2 separate regions of the Homo sapiens genome follow, and region 2 is linked to region 1. Evidence: chromatin loops called from intact Hi-C (ENCODE). Cell type or tissue: PC-3. All regions are shown on one strand. Each heading gives the region's core, and the rest is flanking DNA. Links, peaks and the distances in the headings are about the cores only. Region 1 overlaps ROBO1 (roundabout guidance receptor 1). Region 2 overlaps ROBO1 (roundabout guidance receptor 1).

What was found. A loop is a pair of places that touch in the nucleus more often than their neighbours do. Peaks named below come from ENCODE experiments on the same cell type or tissue, not always from the same donor. Only the 100,000 strongest peaks of a DNase experiment are listed, where the experiment ranks them.
Region 2: a loop joins it to region 1, with 4 times the contacts of the local background. A loop is called at or near these places in 1 of 110 quality-filtered maps.

The regions. Positions count from the first base shown.
Region 1 is chr3:78,752,486-78,755,304 of GRCh38, reverse strand. All of the region lies in intron 4 of ROBO1 (roundabout guidance receptor 1), which reads left to right. Among named protein-coding and RNA genes, the nearest start is that of LINC02077, 700 kb to the right of the region's middle. In PC-3, for the core only: no CTCF peak of the experiment used is centred there; a DNase peak (open chromatin) is centred at 1,044; H3K27ac peaks cover 1,113 bases.
Region 2 is chr3:78,703,334-78,706,152 of GRCh38, reverse strand. The region is part of intron 8 of ROBO1 (roundabout guidance receptor 1); the gene reads left to right. Among named protein-coding and RNA genes, the nearest start is that of LINC02077, 660 kb to the right of the region's middle. In PC-3, for the core only: no CTCF peak of the experiment used is centred there; no DNase peak of the experiment used is centred there.

The DNA.
Region 1 (2,819 bases), core at 102-2,601:
GTAGAGACAGTGTCTCACTATGTTTCGCAGGCTGGTCTCCAACTCCTGGGCTCAGGCCATCCTCCAGCATCTGCCTCCAAAATGCTGGGATTATGCGCTGAGCCACCACACCTGGCCTCCACGTCCATTATTACTTCCCTCTCCATTTCATTCACAGAGCAGCTAGAATGAACACTGAAGTATGAGAATTTCATTATAACACTATGTTGCTTAAGACTCCAGTGGCTTCTCATTGGAATTAAAATAAAAGCTTACCCTTGCTCATGGCTGCTGTGCATAGCAAATCTGGTCCCTGTCGTCCCTACCAAGGTTGTCTTGTTTTGCTCTCCACCGGTACCACTACACGGCATCCAAGGCTTTTCCAGTGTACCAGGATTTTTCCTCACCTGAAGTATTTCCTGTGCCTGCAATGCACTTCCCGAGGATAAGTTTTACTCATTACTCAGGCTTCACCTTAACTGTTACTTCCTTACTATTCCCTCACCTCCAATTTAAATTATGTTTCTCATTATTCTCTCACACAGCCTCCTATACCTTCCTTCATGACATGTATCACAATTATAGTTGTATATGTATGTGTTTATTTGAATATGTGTGTCTACCTCCCTATACCCCAAGCACTACAACTATAGAACTCCCGCCAATGCAAGCCACCATTTAAAATCTACTACTTAGCATATTGGAAAGTGTAGTAAACATTTACTGGATACCTCCTGTGTCTTGGATGTTGTCCTGGGCACTGGAAATACTAGGGGATAATCACAAATTCCCTGTTCTCATGGAGCTGACCTTCAGATACAAAGAGCCAGGCAATAAATACAGAAGCATATTTCTTTGATTGAGGACTCTTGCTGCAAGGCTACATAAAAAGTTGGATTTTACAAAAGAAAGAATGCATGCTTGTCTTGCCCTAATCAGGGTCCCGTAGCTCAGATATCCTCATTTTGTCTGTGTTTTTTTAACCCTGCCAGGCTACTCCTGAGTGTGACTTTTGCTCTGGCACTTTAAAACCCTCATCAATGGCATTCTTTGTCCTCCTTTCCATTTGTACTGGCAGCTGAGAAATTTGGCAATTCCTTACATAGTGACTAATAGCAATACTTCTTTGCAGATGTAATGCACCATATAAATGGCAAGTCCTGTATAAACATTAAATAATTAGCTTTCATAATAACCCTATCAAGATAGAGTGTAAAACTCTCTGTTTTTTATGGAAATAACTGAGTCATTGTGAACGTACCTGTTAAAATCACAGAATAGTGAAAGAATCTGTGTTGTGATTCTGACATTCTAGACTTCTGTTTCTGATTCATAAATAAACACATCTACAAATATTACTGTATAAAATGATGTCCTGTAAAAAGTGAACTTTTAAAATAAATCTATCATTTATAGGTTATTTTAAAGTGTATAAAATGCAAACATACAGTAAGTTACTGACTTTAAGTTAGAACATATGATTTTAGCCATTTGACTTACTTTGGTGATACATTTTAAAATGATCTACCAGACTTTCAAGTCCACTGAATATTAACTATTTAAATGTTGATTCTAATGAGAACACATGGACACAGGTTGGGGAACAACACACATCAGGTCCAGTTGAGGGGCAGAGAAGGGCAAGGGGAAGGAGAGCATTAGGACAAATAGCTAACGCGTGTGGAGCTTAAAACCTAGATGTCAGGTCGATAGGTGCAGCCAACCACCATGGCACATGTATACCTATGTAAGAAACCTACACACTCTCCACTTGTATCCCAGAACTTAAAGTCAAATTAAAAAAAAATTGATCCTTACTGATGTACACTTTTCTCTAGAACACATTACAAATTTTAACTGAAACCTACTATGCCAAACTTACCTTCTCTTTGTCCTGAAGACTTAGTGCTGTTGGAATAAGCACTAGGGAGTATTTTGCACGGCAGTACAGGAAGTGTCATTATGATGTTCATATTTCTGCAAAATGTGAATGTGGTTTAAGCTTGAACCCAATCTGGATGTAATTCTAACAATTAAAAGACCAGAGACAACATGGCCCCGTTTCTACAGCCCAGCAGATTGCAGAAACATACAACTGTATTTAAGTTAGCTTGCTTCTCCATCATACAGTATGTAAATAAACAATTTGCTAGTAATTGTTTTTATTCTGGTAATTCTTCTCATTTTATCTGCAATGCCTTGTGTTCATTCATGTTACGTTGTTATCATATAATGTTGAGTGATATTTGCCATCCATCCGCTATATCAGATTTTCAGAATGTACAATTTTTGAATAAAAGTACTCCTTTCCTAGGTTAGGACATAAGAGTTTTGTCCAATCTTCAAAAGTGCTTCTACCAGCATATTTTCTTCCAGGGTCCTAAGCAAAGCATAATTTAAGGTTTAAAAACAAAGTTGCATGATATAAGAAAAATACAAGTAGAAGACATACTTATTGTAGAATATTCCTAGATATATTCAGTGTCAAATTTTAAAAATTAAATGAGTACCTTTAGGAAACTTTATACAGAATTGATGTTCACATGCATCTTTTTTAGAAACAAATTCCTTAGCTTTAGAAGATGGTGTTGTAAGATGGATAATATTTGATGGAATATTATTTTACTTGTTATTATTTTAGTTTTCCTCTTCAATGGTTTATCTTTCTGTACATTTATCCTTTTGTTGGAATATTTTTTAAAGTTTGAAATTATTTAATAAATATTAAGAAATTTTTCACACATTTGTACAAAGAACAGCACTTCGTTCTTCTGGGCAGTGCTGTCAGCTAAAAAGTAAGACTGAAAATAGTTATAGAAGACTTTATGATATGCTTTCTG
Region 2 (2,819 bases), core at 268-2,767, 49 kb after region 1:
CGAGTGAGAGTTAGGTATTTCCCATTCACCTACCCACTGGATGCTACTACTGCCCTTAATGGGATTTCAATGTCTGAACTGCTTGACTGTGAGTTCCTTAGGCACACACTTTGCTGACTTTGCTTTGTTAGTCTCATTGTTTACTGCAGTCTCAGAGACATCGTTTTAGTTAGGGTCCTCCAGAGAAACACACTCAATAGCATATAGAGATAATAAGAAGAGATTTATTATAAGTATTGGTATGGGGGGGTCAAGAATTCCCACCATCTGCCATCTACAAGGTGAAGAACCAGCAAAACAGGTGGTTTAATTCAGTCTAAGAGCAAAATTCTAACATTGGGGGAGCAGGAAAAGATGTGTGTCCCAGCTCCAGAAGAGACAGCACATTTGCCTTTTTTCTACCTGGACCCTCAACGGATTGGATGACGCCAGCCCACATTGGTGAAGGCATGTCTTCTTTACTCAGTTAACAGTATCAAATGCTAATCTCTTCCAGAAACACCGTCACAGACACTCCCAGAAATACATGTTGCCCATTGTCTGGACATCCCCTAACCCACTCAAATGGACACATAAAATTCACCATCACAGAAACCTTGATGTTCTTGTAACATTTTCTGTGTGAGTGAATTAAGTGCTCATCCTGATACACACCAGTTGTTGAATCCTAGGCAAATTGCCTAACTTCTCTGAGATTCAGAGTTCTCATCTGTTGAAAAATGAGTGTACATGTAATACAAATATCCGTCAGCTAATAGGAAAATAAACTAATGAATAAAATAGTTGAATTCCCAAGAAAGTGGGTGTGGATTATGGGGTGCTTATGCAAATACAGTTGTTGTTACTGTTTCTATGATTGTTTTTCTCAGCTTCTTCCAAAACTAAATTAAAAATTCATCAGGTCCCTGTTAATTGTTATTTTGTCCATAGAGATTTGACATTTTTTATAGCTGATTAATGTGAAGTTTGGTTATTGTTTTACTTTAACATAATTACTATCCCTCCCTGCTATGTTCAATGCTGCTAAATTTCCTGATAGAATGAATAACATTGAATCCCATCACTGCCTGTTCCATGTAGTCCATATAGTGGAACAATTGAATTAACTGAATATAAACAAATTTAGATATACTGTACTCAGAAATAACTTCAATATAATTTAATCTGGAAAAAATGGATCAGCAGGCGTAATCCACAAAAAGAAATGTGCATTTGATAATTTTCTAACATGTGAATTAGCAACTTTGAAAATAATCAAGATACATGCCAATCTTAATGTAACATACTGTGTGAATGTATGACTGTTTTTTTGAGACAGGGTCTCATTATGTCACCCAGGTTAGCGTGCAGTGGCACAATCATGGCTCACTGCAGCATTGACCACCTGGGCTGAAGCAATCCTCTCCCTTCAGCCTCCCAAGTAGCTCTACAGAAGCATGCCACCATGCCTGCCTAATTTCTTTTCTTTCCTTTTTTTTTTTTTTTTTTTTTGGAGAGATGAGGTCTCACTATGTTGTCCAGACTCGTGTGTGTGTGTCTGTGTGTGTGTGTGTGTGTATGTGTGTGTTTAATGAACCATTAGATAATTATTTCATATTGTAAAATTAAAATTTAGGTAAAAGTGAAACAATATAGCTTACTGTAGACTTTATTGCCAGTAGGGGATAAACTTTTAAAAACTTGCATTCAAAAACACCTCTGGAGGAAAGAAGGCCTACTTTGTAAATCTGTGGTTTCCATAAATAGAGTTCACTATGTTTAACTTTCTGTCAGCGTATGAGATCTTTGTGTGAGATCCATAGGATTTTTTGGAGCTCGTATGATAGCTAGGCATAAAATAAGTAATGAGAGAAAAAACTGGGTCCTTCAGTTCTGAATTTCCTTTCTTTGATGTAGACTTCATTTAAATCATTTGTTGGAACAGCTTCCTTAAGTTGCTGATTTGAGAAAATCTGGCAATATAATAGTGCATTGTTTCTGACCATTAACGTGGTTATTTGAGTCAAAGCCAAAACTAATAGTGTCAAGGGACCTTTTTGCAGAGTCAGCTTAGGTTTAGTATAATCCAAGATCTTGGTTGAGAACTGTGAGTTCATCAACATTTTGATGAAACACATATTATGAGACCCCCCCAAGGCTTTATTTGACAATTTTAAGAACCTTGATATGTGTGTGCTGCTTTTGCCAGACTCTGACAAGACATAGCAAACTGGATCTTTAGGGAATGATTCTTAATGACATATGGCAATAATCCACAGATGCCCACTAAAGTCACTAGTGCTACAGTAAGCAGTGCTTCAGGGGTTGGAGGATTTTATATATATATATGTGTGTGTGTGTAAAATGGTGGTAAATATATATATTAAATTTATATATATTGGGTAGATATATGTATATACACACATATTCAATGTAATATATATTTACCACTGCTTGTATGTATGGATACTCTTAATACTAATCTCAAGAGTCTTATTCAAAATGCTACCCTTAAGGGATTTGTTGTGGAGGTTTGTGTGTCTTTCTTCTCCTTCTCCTCCTCATCCTCCTCCTCCTCTTCCTCTTGTTTATTTTGTAGTTAAAATAAGGATTAAAAAATTTTCAACTGAGGACTAGGGGGGCTGATGGGGAAAGAGATTTGTTATGGTAAAAAGAAAACCAAAAAAGACAAGATGTGATGGAAACTTTTGAAGAATCAGTACTGCCAGTTGAGCTCTTTGTGAGCAGGCTGCAAGTAAAATGCCATCACCCAAGAGATTTAATGAAGTCCCACTACAGAATTTAACAAGAGAGTGATTTGTGAGAATAACTCCCTCTCC